Regions from separate parts of the Homo sapiens genome. Here region 2 is linked to region 1. A link is an interaction called in ENCODE POLR2A ChIA-PET data of the cell type or tissue named here. Cell type or tissue: Caco-2. All regions are shown on one strand. Links, peaks and the distances in the headings refer to the core of each region. The heading gives the core; the rest is flanking DNA.

What was found. Peaks named below come from ENCODE experiments on the same cell type or tissue, not always from the same donor. Only the 100,000 strongest peaks of a DNase experiment are listed, where the experiment ranks them.
Region 2: POLR2A ChIA-PET joins it to region 1 with 12 read pairs; 4 of 35 experiments call an interaction of 5 or more read pairs at or near these places.

The regions. Positions count from the first base shown.
Region 1 is chr7:74,613,625-74,622,493 of GRCh38, forward strand. No RefSeq gene overlaps it. Among named protein-coding and RNA genes, the nearest start is that of MIR10525, 22 kb to the left of the region's middle. RefSeq lists enhancers at 3,219-3,784, 3,785-4,349. In Caco-2, for the core only: no CTCF peak of the experiment used is centred there; no DNase peak of the experiment used is centred there.
Region 2 is chr7:74,522,267-74,531,135 of GRCh38, forward strand. GTF2IRD1 (GTF2I repeat domain containing 1) reads left to right here. Exons shown (of 27, transcript NM_005685.4): 8 at 1,805-1,888; 9 at 7,468-7,651. Among named protein-coding and RNA genes, the nearest start is that of WBSCR23, 5.9 kb to the right of the region's middle. In Caco-2, for the core only: no CTCF peak of the experiment used is centred there; a DNase peak (open chromatin) is centred at 3,765.

The DNA of each region.
Region 1 (8,869 bases), core at 403-8,402:
AGTGCTGGAATTACAGGCATGAGCCACCACGCCTGGCCACAGCTAATTTTTTTTAATGTTTTGTAGACAGGAGTCTCACTATGTTCCCCAGTCTGGTCTCTAACTCCTGGCCTCAAGGGATCCTCCTGCCTTGGCCTCCCAAAGTGCTAGGATTCCAGGTGTGAGCCACCACCCCTGGCCCAGAATGCTCTTTTCTTCTTCATAGCCTTCAGGCTTCATGCTGAGAACAGAGTCTCACTCTGTCACCCAGGCTGGAGTGCAGTGGTGCGATCTTGGCACCCGCCTCCTGGGTTCAAGCAATTCTCCTGCCTCAGCCTCCCAAGTAGCTGGAACTACAGGCATGCACCACCATGCCTGGCTAATTTTTGTATTTTTATTTTATTTTATTTTATTTATTTATTTTTGGATATGGAGTCTTGCTCTGTCACCCAGGCTAGAGGACAGTGGTGCCATCTTGGCTCACTGCAACCTCCCCCTCCCGGGTTCAAGCGATTCTCCTGCTTCAGCCTCTCAAGTTGCTGGGATTACAAGTGCCTGCCACCTCGCCTGGCTAATTTTTGTGTTTTTAGTAGAGACGGGGTTTCACCATGTTGGCCAGGCTAGTCTCAAACTCCTGACCTCATGATCCACCTGCCTCAACCTCCCAAAGTGCTGGGATTACAGGCATGAGCCACCTCATCCGGCCGACCCCATCTCTAACATAAAAATTTTCTTAAACTGGTGGGGCCTTTGGGAGGAGATAAGGTGATGAGGGTGAAGCCTTCATGAATGGGATTAGTGCCCTTATAAAAGGGACCTGTTTAAGCTTGTTTGCCCATTCCACCATATGAGGACATGTGAGAAGGGACCATCTATGAGAAACGGTTCCCTTACCAGACACCAAATCTGCCAGCACTTTGACCTTGGACTTCCCAGCTTCCAGAACTGTCAGAAACCTGCCAGGCGCAATGGCTCACGTCTGTAATCCCAGCACTTAGGGAGGCCAAGGCGGGCAGATCACTTGAGGTCAGGAGTTCAAGACCAGCCTGGCCAACAGGGTGAAACCCTGTCTCTACTAAAATACAACAAAATTAGCTGGGTGTGGTGGCACACACCTGTAGTGCCAGCTACTCGAGAGGCTGAGGCAGGAGAATCGCTTGCACCTGGGAGGCAGAGATTGCAGTGAGCCAAGACTGAGCCACTGAACTCCAGCCTGGGCGACAAGGCGAGACTCTGTCTCAAAAAAAAAAAAAAAGAACTGTAAGAAGAAAACGCTTGTTGTTTATAAGTCACCCCCCAGTGTATGGTATTTTTGTTGTAACAACCCATATGGACTAAGATACTTGGGTTGGCTGTCAGGGCCAGGAAGTAAAAGTGACCATGTTGTCTTCCCAGGAGGCCATAAGCCCATTGCTAAGGGAAATAAGCCATCAAGAACAATTCAATGGCCGGGCACAGTGGCTCACGCCTGTAATCCCAACACTTTGGGAAGCCGAGGCGGGTGGATCACCTGAGGTCAGGAGTTCGAGACCAGCCTGGCCAACACAGTGAAATACCGTCTCTACTAAAAATACAAAAAAAAAAAAAAAAAAATTAGCCGGGCATGGTGGCAGGCAACTGTAATCCCAGCTACTTGGGAAGGTGAGACAGGAAAATCACTTGAACCCGGGAGGCAGAGGTTGCAGTGAGCCAAGATCAAGCCACTACACTCCAGCCTGGGTGACAAGAGTAAAACTCCGTCTCAAAAAAAAAAAGGAACAATTGTATAATCCCACTTATGTGATATATCTAGAAAAGGTAAATTCACACAGACAGAAAATAGAATAAAGGCAACTAGAGATCAGGAGAAGGGGATATGGAGAGTTAGCGTTTAATGGGTAAAGAGTTTCTGTTTGGGGCCGGGCGCAGTGGTTTACATCTATAATCCCAACATTTTGGGAGGCTGAGGCAGGTGGATCACTTGAGGTCAGAAGTTCAAAACCAGCCTGGCCAACATGGCGAAACCCGTCTCTATTAAAAAAAAAAAAAAAAGAAAAGAAAAAGAAAAAATTTGAGACTCTGTCTCAAAAAAATAAATAATTAATTTTTTTAAAAATACAAAAATTAGCCAGGCCTGGTGGCACATGCTTGTAATCCCAGCTAATGGAGAGGTTGAGGCATGAGAATTGCTTGACCCTGGGAGGTAGAGTTTACAGTGAGCTGAGATTGAGCCATTGTACTCCAGCCTGGGCAAGAGAGCAAGACTTCATCTCAAAAAAAAAGCAAGTGTAGAAGAAAGAGTGGAAGGCAGTGTAGAAATATAAGTAGTAATTATCTTTCAGTAGTGGGATTATGAGTGTTTTTATTTTTTCCTCATGCTTTTCTCTTTGTATACTTTTCTTTTTCCTTTTTTTTTTTTTACATTTTTCTAAAATTAGCACATATTACACTTCTAATCAGGCAAAAATCAATGAGCGTTTTTTGGTTTGTTTGTTTTTAGACAAGGTCTCATTCTGTCACTCAAGCTGGAGTTTGGTGGCATGATCATAGCTCACTGCAGCCTTGAACTCCTGACCTCAAGCGATCCTCCTGCCTTAGCCTCCCAAAGCACTGGGATTACAGGCGTGAGCCACCATGCCTGGCCAACTGTTGTTTTCCCATAGCACATATTGTGCTTTGAATCAGAGTTGGCTGATACATGTCTCTTTCCCTTTGTCTTCTCTCGCCCCGACCGTGCACTCAGCGCCTAGAAGGCAGAAGCCATCTATGACCGTGGGGACCAAAGTGACACTCTGGAAATAGGGCGCATAAGGAGAGAGAGTGTGTGTTTCAGCAGCTGCTGCAGACTGCACCATCTAACCCTGAGCTGCTGTCACCCAAGAAAAGTGAAACTCATTTCTTATTTAAGCCACGGTTTGCAGGAGCTGAATGCAATCCTGACTGATCACCATATGCTCCATTTTCATTAAGCTAGAAAATTAGCCAGCCATGGTGGTGCATGCCTGTGGTCCCAGCTACTCCGGAGGCTGAGGCTGGAGGATCACTTGAGCACAGCAGGTAGAGGGTGCTGTGAGCTATGATCGTGCCACTGTACTCCAGCCTGAACCACAGAGCAAGACTCTGTTTCATAAAAATAAAGAGAAAAGGTAGAAAAATTACGTGTGTATGTGTGATCACTTACATGAGCATAAAGATGCTGAAGGATACATATCTTGCCATTAACATTGATAGTCAATATCAAGGGATAAGATTAGAGACAATGGAGAGATTATGAGGTTTCTATTTTTTAATTAATTAATTAATTATTTATTTTGAGGTAGAATCTCGCTCTGTCACCCGGGCTGGAGTGCAGTGGTGTGATCTCCGCTCACTGCAACCTTTGCCTCCCAAGTTCAAGCGATTCTCCTGCCTGAGCCTCCCAACGGCGAAACTCAGTCTCTACTAAAAATACAAAATTAGCCGGGCGTGGTGGCAGAGTGTGGTAGGTGCAGGCCTAGGGAGACTGAGGACATGGAAGGTTCGGTGGAGTTTTCCAGTTTGAGCCCAGGCCACCAGATTCAGAGTTGCTCCAAATTCCTTGGTGCAAAGGGTCAGGCTCCAGTTCCATTAGCCTAATGCAGCAGGCATCCAGGAGACCGGCAGGGCCCTGCCTGGGGACATGAGACCCAGAGGGGCAAGTGCAGCCTGGCAGAGGAGCAGAGTGACAGCTGTGGCATGTGGCGCTGGCCCCAGGCTCCCCAGAGGTGTGCCCTGGCTCTCATGAGCAGACCCAGTTACCTGCCCTGCTCTGGGGCTCTGAGATGGTGGCTGGATCCCATCTTACATGCAGCTGAGCTGGGCTGGGGCACACAGGAGCCAGGCGTGTGCCCAGTAACAAACAAAACCATGTGGCCATGCTTGCACATGATCCATGTCTTCTTGGTCAGCAGCTCTTTGCTGCTCAGAGCCTTCATGGCGCCTGCCCTGTGAAGCCACGTGGTGGGGACGGGGGTGGGGATCACAGTGCTGCTGGCCCAAACCCCCTCCCACACCCCTGCCTCCCTGCTCCTATTTCCTCTCTCGAGGCAGCCAAGGGTTTCCTGTCTTTCTGGCTGTCTGAGCGGCTTCCTCATTTATCTCTCAACATCTTGCAGCAGGTGCCATCGTTCCTTCTGTTCTTGGAAACTCAGACAGGCTGGGACCAAGCAGAGATCCGTGGGGATTGTTCAAAGGAGAGATGGCAGAGGGAAATGGCAGTGGGGTTAGTTTTGCAGGACCCAGCTAGGTTCTGGGGGAGCCAGCAGAGAGAAGGGTTTCTTTCTTTTCTCTCTCTGCTTTTTTTTTTTTTTTTTTTTCTGTTTTTAGAGACAGGGCCTTGCTCTAACACCCAGGTGGAGGCGCAGTGGCGTAATCACAGCTCACTGCAGCCTCGACCTCCCAGGTTCAAGTGATCCATGATTCTCCTGCCTCAGCCTCCTGAGTAGCTGGGACCACAGGCACACGCTACCATGCCCGGCTAATTTTTATTTTTGTAGAAATGGGGTCTCACTATGCTTCCCAGGCTGGTTTCAAACTCCTGTCCTCAAGAGGTTCTCCTGCCTTTTGGGGCCAAATTCCTGAAACCTGGACTGACTCCTGTGCCCCCTCCTCCTTTCTGACCCAGTAAAAGTCTTCTCTTTGCAGCTTCTGCACAGGGACCAAGTGAAATTGCTAACACGGGTCGGGCGCAGTGGCTCACACCTGTAATCCCAGCACTTTGGGAGGTTAAGGTGGGTGGCAGATCATTTGAGGTCAGGAGTTTGAGACCAGCCTGTCCAACATGGTAAAATCGCGCTGGGTGCGGTGGCTCACGCCTGTAATCCCGGCACTTTGGGAGGCCGAGACGGGCAGATCACGAGGTCAGGAGTTCTAGACCAGCCTGACCAACATGGTGAAACCTTGTCTCTACTAAAAATACAAAAATTAGCTGGGCCTGGTGGTGGGTGCCTGCAATCCCAGCTACTCGGGAGGCTGAGGCAGGAGAATCGCTTGAACCCAGGAGGCAGAGGTTGCAGTGAGCCGAGATCATGCCATTGCACTCCAGCCTGGGCAACAGGGCAAGACTCCATCTCATAAAAAAAAAAAAAAAAAAAAAAAAAAAGAATTGATTAAATGCCAACATGGTGAAATTTCATCTCAAAATACAAAAATTAGCTGGGCATGGTGGCACACACCTGTGGTCCCAACTACTTGGGAGGCTGAGGCGGGAGAATAACTTGAACCTGGGAGGCGGAGGTAGCAGTGAGCCAAGATCATGCCACTGCACTCCAGCCTGGGAGACAGAGTGAGACTCCAGCTCTGAAAAAAAAAAAAAAAAAGCAATTGTTAACAGAATCGTGGCTCCGAAAGTAGGGTTGCCAAATAAAATACAAGAAGCCTAGTCAAATGTGAATTTCAGATGAACAACAAATAATTGTTTTAGTGTAAGTTATGTCCATATATTGCAAGGAACATGATTGCACTCAAGAATTATTTGTTGTTTATCTGAAATTCAAATTCAACACAGCATCCCCTATTTTTATTTGCTAAATGTGGCAACCTGATCCTAAAACGGCTCAGCTTTCAAAGTTCTAATCAGATTTCTCAGAAAGGAAAGAGAGGGAGAAGGAGAGGGAACAAAAGAACAAATTGCCCCCTAAAGAAAGAAATCACTCCGTGTGCCTGAGCAATTGAGGGGCTTCCTCCTGCAGGCCCAGACACAGATGCCCCAGGAGAGAGGGCCAGGCTGTGTGAGACACTTAGGTGCTAATACTGGTTCAGCCACCAACTTCCCACCTCCCTGTAGGTCATCCCCGGGCAGTGGTTGGGATTCCCTGAGCTCCAGGGCACCTCCTCGCTGAAGATTCACAGGCCCCGGTGTCCTGGGTGCTGTCATTCATCGCACTAGTTCCCAGCACCCCCTCTGTCTGCAAAGGTCAGGCCCTGGGAGAGGAGTGAGACTCCTGGGCCCCCGAGCAGCTGGCTAGCAGGCAGATACAGACCCATAAACAGATCTCCAAGATCCAAGGGGGCAGAATTTCTGCCTTCTCCTTTAGACAGAGAGTTAGTCCCTGCTGAGCCCCGCACCTGTTCTCTCCCCTGTGCCAGCAGCCACTCAGGGATCTGCAGGGGCTGCCTACAGGTGATACTGGCTGCAGTGGCCCTAACATCGTCGACAAAAAAAAGCTCTCCATGGAGGCTGGGCGCGGTGGCTTACGACTATAATCCCAGCACTTTGGGTCGTTGAGGCGGATGGATCACCTGAGGTCAGGAGTTTGAGACCAGCCTGGCCAACATGGGCAAACCCCGTCTCTACTAAAAATATAAAAATTAGCCAGGCAGCTGGGCGAGGTGGGTCATGCATGTAATCCAGCACTTTGGGAGGCCGAGGTGGGTAGATCACCTGAAGTCAGGAGTTTGAGACCAGCCTGGTCGACGTGGTAAAACCTCGTCTCTACTGAAAAAAAAAAAAAAAAAAAAAATTGGCCAGGCGTGATGGTGGGCGCCTATAATCCCAGCTACTTGGAAGGCTGAGGCTGGAGAGTCGCTTGAACCCGGGAGCCAGAGGTTGTAGTGAGCCGAGATCGCGCCATTGCACTCCAGCCTGGGCGATAAGAGAGAAACTCCATCCCCCCAAAAAAATTAGCCAGGCATGGGCCGGGCGCAGTGGCTCATGCCTGTAATCCCAGCACTTTGGCAGGCCAAGGCCAGCGGATCACCTGAGGTCAGGAGTTCGAGACTAGCCTGGCCAACATGGTGAAACCCCATCTCTACTAAAAATACAAAAATTAGCCAGACGTGGTGGAGGGCGCCTGTAATCCCAGCTACTCGGGAGGCTGAGGCATGAGAATTGCTTGAACCCAGAAGGCGGAGGTTACAGTGAGCCAAGGTCACACTACTGTGCTATAGCCTGGGCAATAGAGCAAGACTCAGTCTCAAAAAAAAAAAAAATTAGCCAGGCATGGTGACAGCTGCCTGTAGTCCCAGCTACTTGGTAGGCTGAGGCACAAGAATCATTTGAATCTGGGAGGCAGAGGTTGCAGTGAGCCGAGATTATGCCACTGCATTCCAGCCTGGGCAACAGAGCGTGACTCCGTCTCAAAAAAAAAAAAAAAAAAAGCTCTCCATGCAGTCCCCTCATTCTTTCTTTTTTTTTTTTTCTTTTAGCATTAGGATCCTTCCCTGTCCCTCTCGAGTAGCTGGATTACAGGCTCCTGCCACTGCGCCTGGCTAATTTTTGTATTTTTAGTAGAGACGGGGTTTCACCATGTTGGTCAGGCTAGTCTCAAACTCCTGACCTCGTGATCTGCGCGCCTCAGCCTCCCAAAATGCTGGGATGGTAGGCGAGAGCCACTGCGCCCGGCAATCCTTGTCTTTTTATTATTGAGTTATAGTTCTTTACATATCTAGATACAGTCCTGGATCAGATATATGATTTGTAAAAATGGTTCCCTGTTCTGAGATTTTCTTCTCACTTTCTTGATGGTGTCTTTCAAAGCATAATTTTTTTTTTTGAGACGAAGTTTCGCTCTCGTTGCCCAGGCTGGAGTGTGCAATGGTGCAATCTCAGCTCACCACAACCTCTGCCTCCCGGGTTCAAGCGATTCTCCTGCCTCAGCCTCCTGACTAGCTGGGATTACAGGCATGTGCCACCAAGCCCAGCTAATTTTGTATTTTTAGTAGAGGTGGGGTTTCTCCATGTTGGTCAGGCTGTTCTTGAACTCTCGACCTCAGGTGATCCGCCCACCTCGGCCTCCCAAAGTGTTGGGATTACAGGCATGAGCCACCGCACCCAGCGTTTTTTGTTTTTTTAAATAGAGCCTCGCTCTGTCGCCCAGGCTGGAGCACAGTGGTGCAGTTTCAGCTCACTGTAACTTCCATCTCCCACGTTCAAGTGATTCTCCTGCCTCAGCCTCCCGAGTAGCTGGGATTACAGGCATGCACCATCACGCCTGACTAATTTTTGTATTTTTAGTAGAGATGGGGTTTTGCCGTGTTGGCCAGCCTGGTCTGGAACTCCTGACCTCAGGTGATCCACCTGCCTGGGCCTCCCAAAGTGCTGGGATTACAGGTGTGAGCCACCGTGCCCGGCCCCTGTTTGGTTTTAAAAGGACACATTGATCAGCACAGATGTTCATCACTGGGCTATTTATAATAATCAAATAGAGGCAATATCTAAATGTTCCACAGTAGAAGATGGTTAAGTGGATGTTGATGACAATGATGATGATGACAACGAATATTCCTCATGGCTTATTCTGTGCCAAACACTGTGCAAATGACCTTATATGAAAATTATCGGCCAGGCATATTGGCTCACACTTGTAACCCCAGCACTTTGGGAAGCCGAGGCGGGCGGATCACCCAAGTTCAGGAATTTCGAGACCAGCCTGGGCAACATGGTGAAACCCCATCTCTACAAAAAATACAAAAATTAAAAAAAAAAAAAAAGAAATACAAAAATTAGCTGGGCGTGGTGGCACGTGCCTCTAGTCCCAGCTATTCAGAGACCAAGGCAAGAGAATCTCTTCAGCCTGGGAGGTGGAGGTTGCAGTGAGCCAAGATCACACCACTGCACTCCAGCCTGGGTGACAGAGCAAGACCTTGTCTCAAAAAAAGAAAAAAGAAAAAAGAAGTGGGGGCGGAGGGGAGGGGAGGAGAGGGGAGGAAAGGAGAGGGAAGGAGAGAAGAGGAGAGGAGAGGAGAAAAATTACTATTAAGCGTAAGTTATCATTTTCCAACCTGATAAAGGGCATCTACAGGCTAGGCACAGTGGCTCATGCCTGTGATCCCAGCACTTTAGGAGGCTGAGGGAGGAGGGCTGCTTGAGGCCGGGAGTTCAAGCCTAGCCTGGGCAACACAGCAAGACTCCATCTCTACAAAAAAAAAAAATTTTTTTTAATTAGCCAGCCGC
Region 2 (8,869 bases), core at 516-8,515, 91 kb before region 1:
ATTTTTAAAGTATCACACAGAAGGCCTGAGTGTAGGAAAGTTTGGGATTCAGTTATACCAAGAAGGAATGCAGTAGGACTTGCCAGCAGTTTTGCTTTGAGGGCCTCAGCCTCACCTCCAGGAAAAGGTTCTGTAAGAAAACCCAGTCCTAGGCCAGGTGCGGTGACTCACACCTGTAATCCCAGTGCTTTGGGAGGCTAAGGTGGGAGGATGGCTTGAGGCCAGAAGTTCTAGACCAGCCTGGGCAACTTAGTGAGACCCCATCTCTACAAAATTTTAAGAAAGAAAGAAAACCCAGTCCCCTGGGATCAGAATGGAGGACCCTCCCCCCCAACAACAACCCAACCTGTCACTGCCCCAAACAAGGTCCAGCCCTGGCAGGGAGGAGATGTGAATGTCCAGATGGAACAGTATCATGACAGGCCCATGGGCCAGGGACACAAGCTGGGATAGAATCTCACTGGGTTATCACAAGCAAGATACTCAGTTTCTTTGAGCCTCAGTTTTCCTATCTGCAAAATGGGACTAATATCTCTGTTTAAAACTTGTCATAAGGAATTAAATAGGATATTATTATATATATAAAGTACTTAGCACAGATAAGCACTTAACAAGTTAAAGTTGTTACTTTTACTGATTATAAATGAACCAATGATCACTTGTTATTATTCAATCAAGACAGAGGTTTTGAGAGAGAGACCAGCAGAGCTGAGAGTTTGGGGGAAGCCAACAAGGCCAGTGCTGAGTGAGACCTCAGATGTAGGAGGTACAAGGGTTAGATTCTCAAGATCAAGACTCAGCCCTTAGCCAGACATGGTGGTAGGCACCTGTAGTCGCAGCCACTCAGGAGGCTGAAATGGGAGGATCGTTTGAGTCCAAGAGTTGGAGGCTGCTGTGAGCTATGATCACACCACAGCACTCCAGCCTGGGCAACAGAGTGAGACCCTGTCTGTAAAAAAGAAAAAAGGAAAAAACACAGCCAGGAGTGTTGGCTCATACCTGTCATCCCAGCTGCCTGGGGGGCCGAGGCAGAGGGATCACGTGAGCCCAGGAGTTCAAGGCTACAGTGAGCTATGATTGCACCACTGCAGTCCAGCCTGGGCAACAGAGTGAGACCCTGTCTCTATTTTTTTAAAAAAATTTAAATTAAAAAATAAAATACTCGACCTCAGGCCGGACTTGGTGGCTCACACCTGTAATCCCAGCACTTTGGGAGGCCAAGGCGGGTGGATCACCTGAGGTCAGGAGTTCGACACCAGCCTGGCCAACATGGTGAAACCCCATCTCTACTAAAAATACAAAAATAAGCCAGGTGTGGTGGCAGGTGCCCTGTAATCCCAGCTACTTGGGAGGCTGAGGCAGGAGAATCGCTTGAACCTGGGAGGCAGAGGTTGCAGTGAGCTGAGACCACGCCACTGCACTCCAGCCTGGGTGACAGAGTGAGTCACCATCTAAAGGAAAAAAAAAAACATAAGACTCGACCTCTTTTTCTGCTGAAGGGACTGCTCTTCCAGCCTCCTGTATGTCTGGGGCAGGATGGGCTCGGGATGGACAGGCTGAGCCTGTTCTGACACCACACCCGTGGGAGAGGCCAGAGACAAATGTTAGGGCAGGAACGGGCAGACGGGGGACCATCAGAGCACCCTGAATTCGTGTATGGTCCGAGGTGGGAGAGGGTGGAAGGACTGGGGGCTGGGGCCGGCCTCGGGGGCTCTGGGGGTGAAAGCCCGGTGGTCATGGCCGGTGGAGGGCGTGTGACCGTCCCGTGGGGCCCTGCTCACTTGTGCCTCCTGTGTTTTGATAGAGAAGTGGGACGCCTTCATAAAGGAAACCGAGGACATCAACACGCTCCGGGAGTGTGTGCAGATCCTGTTTAACAGCAGATATGGTGAGTGGGCGGCGCGGCCCGCCGTGTGGCCCCAGCAGCCGTGTTGAGCATCTCATTACGTGGCAATCACTCGTGTTCCCCAACACGGCAGCGGGAGCCATATGCTGGCTCCCGCGCGCCGGCACCGCTAATGTCATCCGTCGCGGGCTCCTCCTGTCTGGGTAGGGGGTGGTTGTGTCAATATTTCCCTTCCAGATTCTTCAGGGGGCGGAACTGATGGCAAAGCCCCAGACCTGGGCTCAGTGGCGGGGAGCGGGACAGGTTGGGGGCAGAGATTACCCATCTGGGGGCCGGGCGCAGTGGCTCATGCCTGTCATCCCAGCACTTTGGGAGGCCACGGTGGGAGGATCACCTGAGGCCGGGAGTTCAAGACCAGCCTGACCAACACAGTGAGACCTCCCATCTCTACAAAAACAAATTTTTTAACTAGGCTGGGTGCAGTGGCTCATGCCTGTAATCCCAGCACTTTGGGAGGCAGAGGCAGGCGGATCACCTGAGGTCAGGAGTTCAAGGCCAGCCTGGCCAACATGCCAGAACCCTGTCTCTACTAAAAATACAAAAATTAACTGGGTGTGGTAATACACGCCTGTAATCCCAGTTACTCAGATCCTGAGGCACCAGAATCACTGGAACCTAGGAGGTGCAGGTTGCAGTGAGTCGAGATCGTGGCATTGCACTTCAGCCTGGTGACACAGTGAGACTCTGTCTCAAAAAATATAAATAAATACAAATTAAAAATTAAAAAATTAACCACACACCTGTGGTCTTAGCTACTTGCAGGCTGAGGTGGGAGGATTGCTTGAGTCCAGAAGGTTGAGGCTACAGTGAGCTACGATTGTACCCCTGCACTCCAGCCTGGGTGACAGAGCGAGACCCTATCTCTACAAAAAAACAAACAAAACAGATTGCCCATCAGGGGAACTATCCATAAGGCCCAGAAAAATCTCTGTTGGCCTCATGTGCAAGTCCCCCACAGTAACACACCATTTCCCACCTCCCAGCTTTACCTGTGCTGTGCCCTCTGTCTGGCACAGTCTTTTCACATTTTAGGGACAAATTCCTAATTGTTCTTTGAGACTCGTCTTGGGAGTCACCTCCTCTAGGAAGCCTTTGGGTCCCCAGCCTGGGCCAGGTAGGCCTGGGTACCCTGATGGTTCCCTCTCTGTGACACATTGGGAACTTGACGCCCCCTGCCTGCCGCTGTCTCCCTGAGGGCCAGGACTGCACCCAACCCCTCTCTTTGTCCCTAGCACCCAGGACAGAGTCAGGCTCATAGCAGATGTCAGCCCACCGCACTCTGGAAAGAAAACACAAGTGGTAGGCGCTGTGGCTCATGCCTGTCATCCCAGCACTTTGGGAGGCCGAGGCAGGTGAATCACTTGAGCTCGAGAGTTCGAGACCAGCCTGGCCAACATGGTGAAACCCCGTCTCTACAAAAATACAAAAATTAACTGGGCGTGGCATGGTGGCATGCACCTGTAATCTTAGCTACTTTGGGAGGCTGAGGCAGAAGAATCACTTGAACCCGGGAGGCAGAGGTTGCAGTGGGCCGAGATCACGCCACTGCACTCCAGCCTGGGTGACAGAGTGAGACTTTCTCTCAAAAAAAGAAAAGAAAATCATTAAGGAAAGAATTTAAAAAGAAAAAAAAAAGAAGGGAGGATAATTCCAAGGAAGAAACAGTCTCAATAGGCTGGGAAGTCAGGGGTGGCTTCATGGACGAGGTGTCTTGTGACCACGTCTGGGGCAGCCTCTGCGTGTGGGCTGGACCTTCCACATTGACATGGGGCTGAACAAGACTCTGGAGGCCTTAGTGAGGAGCCTGGGATAGCCAGCTACCTTTGATGTGGCCACCCTGGCCCAGCCACGCCTCCTCACTCCTCAGAGCTGCAAAGGGCTGTCTGCACCTGCCCCTGAGTCTCTCCCCGCCCCAGGCAGGTGTGAGCCAGGCGGAGGTTGGGGGAGGGGAACCAGGGAGGAGCCGGCTCTGCCTGCCTTGGGAGGGTTCTGCCCAGGCCAGTGTTCTGGCCTGTCCCACGCTCTGGACTTTCCAAAATGCCAAGCCTTTTCCAAATGTCAGTTCCTGAGTCACATCCAAAGAGTGTTGGGTGTGGAGTGGTCAAGATCTTGTTCCCCATAAAGCCGGAGCTCCCTCTGGGGAGCTGCGTGGGGGAGAAGGCAGCTGCCCAGTACTGGGGACCCCACGGGTGGTGGGGACGGGGTCTGGCAGCCCAAGGCATTCCACTGGTCGTGGGTGAGCAAACCCTGCTCCCAGCTCTACCAGCCACCAAATCTGGGTGAATTGGGCCAGTGACAGTGTGGGTGGTACAAAGGAGGAAGAAACAGAAAAATTAGAATTGGGGGAAACATTAGGCTTCAGGAAGTCTCGAGGACATGTCCTCTGGGATGATGCTGGGACCAGGTGAGGGGCCGAGGAGGGTGCATGGTGGCACTGCATGAAGGCAGCCCCTTCCCAAGGGGCAACAGCAGGGTTCGGGGGTTGGCCCTCTGTCCACTGAATCTCCCCAGTGCTGAAAAGACAAGCCCCAATAAACCAGATGAACCAGACGGAGACAAATTCACAGGCACTCAAAGGACCAATTGCTCAAGGGCTGGGGCTGGGGGTGGCTGCTGATGTGGGAGGTGGGGGGGAAGTGGGGAGAGATGCTTTGCCAGCTGTTGAGATTTCGAAGGTTTCATTTGACAACGAGCTAAGTGTGACATCTCAGTGGGATCTGGATGCCAAAGCCGCCAACGCAGACCTGGGCCGCTGCATCAACAGGAAAACAGTGTCAGAGGCACCCAAGGGAGGGCCCAAGCAGGGCTGGAGGGAGGTCCAGCTCTGGGCTGGCACTTACAGGAACACAGACAAAGCATAGTGTGGCCAGAGAAGCAGGGCTAGGACAGGGAGGGGCCTGAGGAACAGCCAGGAGATATGGGAGCCTGGAGGGAGGACAGTGTATCGAGGCCCCGTCCATGGTCATACGGGGAGGCAAGAGTGAAGTGGATACTCAGGTCAGGGGAAGGGTGACCCATGAAAGTACTTGCTTAAGGCCAGGAGCGGTGGCTCATGCCTGTAATCTTAGCACTTTGGGAAGCTGAGGCAAGAGGATCACTTGAGCCCAGGAGTTCAAGATCAGTCTGGGCAACATAGCAAGACCCCGTCTCTTCAAAAAATAAAAAAGTAAATAGCTGGGCATGGTAACACATGCCTGTAGTCCTAGCTACTCAAAAGGCTGAGGTAGGAGGATGACTTTAGCCAGAAGTCGAGGCTGCAGTGAGCAATGATTATGCCACTGCACTTCAGCCTGGGCTGTTAGCAAGACCCTGTCTCTGAAAAAGAAAGAAAGAAAGTACCAGCTTGTATTAGGAACATAGTAGGTGCTTAAAAAGTATTTGGTGTGGGGCCGGGGACTGTGGTTCACTCCTTTAATCCCAGCACTTTGGGAGGCCAAGGCAGGCGGATCACCTGAGGTCAGGAGTTCAAAACCAGCCTGGCCAACATGGTGAAACCCTGACTCTACTAAAAATACAAAAATTAGCTGGGCGTGGTGGCACACGCCTGTAATCCCAGCTACTCGGGAGGCTGAGGCAGGAGAATTGCTTGAACCCAGTCAGGGAGTTTGCAGTGAGCCAAGATTGTGCCGCTGCACTCCAGCCTGGGCAACAGAGCAAGACTCCATCAGGGAAAAAAAAAAAGTATTTGATGAATGAATTAATGAAAACGTGTAGCTGGGGTCGAAGTGAATGACTGAAATGGCACAAGTCTGGGAAAACAGAGCAAGTAGCCTGGGCATGAGCCTGGATTCTGTCTGCTTGGCTGTTGGCAGAGCCGTCAGCTTCTGGGGTGTGTTTTGTTTATGGCGCTGGTGAATGAAGGGCGTGCCAAGCTCCTCCCTGGAAGAAGGCACACACCTGTGCTCACCTGTGCAACTACTCGCCTGCCAGGAGCTAATCTCAAGCTTGGGCACTTCCTTTAGCCATTTGTATATTCACTATGCAGAAAGCACTTAGTGTGTGCCCAGCCCCATTGAGGTCGCAGTGGCAAGGCAGAAAACAAAACCCCTACTCTTTTTCAGACAGTCTCGCTCTGTCACCCAGGCTGGAGTGTAGTGGTGCAATCACAGCTCACTGCATCTTCGAACTCCTGGACTCAAGCGATCCTCCAGCATCAGCCTGCCAAGTAGCTGGGACTACAGGCCCAAGCCCGGCTAATTTTTTGTATTTTTATAGAGATGGCTTCTTACTGTGTTGCCCAGGCTGGTCTTGAACTCCTGGGCTCAAGCATTTCCCAACAACTGTAGCCTTCCAAAGTGCTGGGATGACAGGCATGAGCCACTGCACCTGGCCAAAACCCCTGTTCTTATGCAGCTTCCTTTCTAGACAGTACACATAGAGATGAGTGTGGATGTAGTGTCAGGTGATGACCAGTGGATGACAGACACAGCAGGGGAGGGAATGAGGGATGGAGGAGGCTGTGTTAGGCTGCCAAAGTGCTATTTGAGCAAACACCTGAAAGGAGGGAGGGAGGGAGGGAGGGAAGGAAAGATGGGTGGATGGATGGATGGATGGATGGATGGATGGATGGATGGATGGATGGATGAATGGATGGATGGGCAGATGGATATACAGCCGGGTGGGTGGGTGGGTGGATGGATGGATGGATGGATGGATGGATGGATGGATGGATGAAAGGATGGATGGATGAATGGGCAGATGGATGGATGGATGGATGGATGGATGGATGGATGGATGGATGGATGGATGGACGGACAACCGGGTGGATGGGTGGATGGATGGATGGATGGATGGATGGATGGATGGATGGATGGATAGACGGATGGATGGATGGATGGATAGACGGACTGATGGATGGATGTTTATGGATTTCTAGGAGAAAGGGATCTGAGCAGACAGAAGAGCAGGTACAAAGGCATTGAACCGAGTGTATGCTCCTGGCCTGTAGGGGAAGCACCAAGGGGGCGGCAGGGGTAGGGGGAGCACACAGAGGCATGAAGGGGGCAGATGAGGCCAGAGGTGATGAAGTCACATACGTAGGACTTTGGCTGTCACCAAATGAGATGGGAGCCACTGGACATTTTTTATTTTTATTTTTTGAGACAGGGTCTCACTCTGTTGCCCAGGCTGGAGTGCAGTGGCATGATCTTGGCTCACTGCAGCTTCGAACTCCTAGGCTCAAGTGATTCTCCCACCTCAGCCTCCCGAGTAGCTGGGACCACAGGCGTGCACCACCACACCTAGCTTTTTGTATTTTACTTTCTGCAGAGATGGGGTCTTGCTGTGTTGTCCAGGCTGGTCTTGAACTCCTGGGCTCAAGCCATCTGTCCACCTCAGCCTCCCGGAGTGCTGGAATTACAGGCATGAGTCACCGCACCCAGCCCAGCCAATTTCCTAACAGAAAAGTGATATGATTTTGACATTTCTGCAGGATCCCTCTGGCCGCTACATGGCCAGAGTGGAGTGGGGACGGTGGGAGGTGATGGGGACCGCAGCTCCCGGGTCCTGTGTGTCCAGCAGCCTGTCTAACACTCAGCCTTGCTGTTTGGTTGTCTTTCCAGCGGAAGCCCTGGGCCTGGACCACATGGTCCCCGTGCCCTACCGGAAGATTGCCTGTGACCCGGAGGCTGTGGAGATCGTGGGCATCCCGGACAAGATCCCCTTCAAGCGCCCCTGCACTTATGGAGTCCCCAAGCTGAAGCGGATCCTGGAGGAGCGCCATAGTATCCACTTCATCATTAAGAGGTGCGGGTGGGGCTGGGCGCAGTGGCTCATGCCTGTAATCCCAGCACTTTGGGAGGCCAAGGCAGGCAGATCGCTTGAGGCCAGGAGTTCGAGACCAGCCTGGTCAACATGGCAAAACCCCGTCTCTATTAACAATACAAAAATTAGCCAGGTGTGGTGGTGGGTGCCTGTAATCCCAGCTACTTGGGACGCTGAGGCAGGAGAATCTCTTGAACCCGGGAGGCAGAGGTTGCAATGAGCCAAGATCATGCCACTGCACTCCAGCCTGGGTGACAAAGTGAGACTCTGTCTCAAAAAAGAGAGGTGCGGGTGGGCGTAGGGGTCTGGCCTTCTGCTCCGGGCTTGGCTTGGGCTCCGGGTTTTGGGGCATGTGGGCTAAGCAGGGGCCTGGGGAGGCAATGATGGGGCAGGGGCAGAATGAATGGGTTCTCTAACTTAACACAGAGAATAAGACGAGTCTGAGAGAGAATTCTGTTATAGCTCCTTGTGTAGCTGTGTGGCCTATTCCTTCTGGGCCTTTTGAGGATTGAATGGAAAATGCAGGCACGGTGTCTGGCCTAATCAGGCACTTTGTAATTTTTTTTTTTTTTTTTTTTTGAATAGAGATGGGATCTTGCTATATTGCCCAGGCCTGCATAGCCTGAGTGTCAGAGCAAGGCCCTGTTTCTTAAAAAAAAAAAAAAAAAAAAAAAGGCGGCAGGGGTGGGGGGAAGGGACAATGATGGCCCCCCCGACCCAAGTTTTCCTAACATAAAATGAAAAAGTGGATGAAACACACCTGACATGTAGCAGATGTTTAATAAGCATGAGGTGTTTTTTCATTGTCCTTATTTCCCTTGTGAATTAAAACATCATTAAGTGCATCGGTGCACCTGAAGACATTTCCGACCTGGGCGTCCTTGGGCAAGTTACTTAACCACTCTGTGCCTCATTTACATAAACCAGGCCTGATACCAGCCCAGGCAACATGGCGAGACCCCATCTCTGCAAAATATTTAAAAAGTTAGCCAGGCATGGTGGCAGGTACCTGTAGTCCCAGCTACTTGGAGGCTGAGATGGGAGGATCACTTGACCACAGGAGTTCGAGACTGCAGTGAGCTATGATCGTGCCACTGCACTCCAGCCTGGGTGACAGAGTGACACCCCATCTCAAAAAATAAAAAATAGGCCAGGCATGGTGGCCTGGATTACGCCTGTAATCCCAGCACTTTGGGAGGC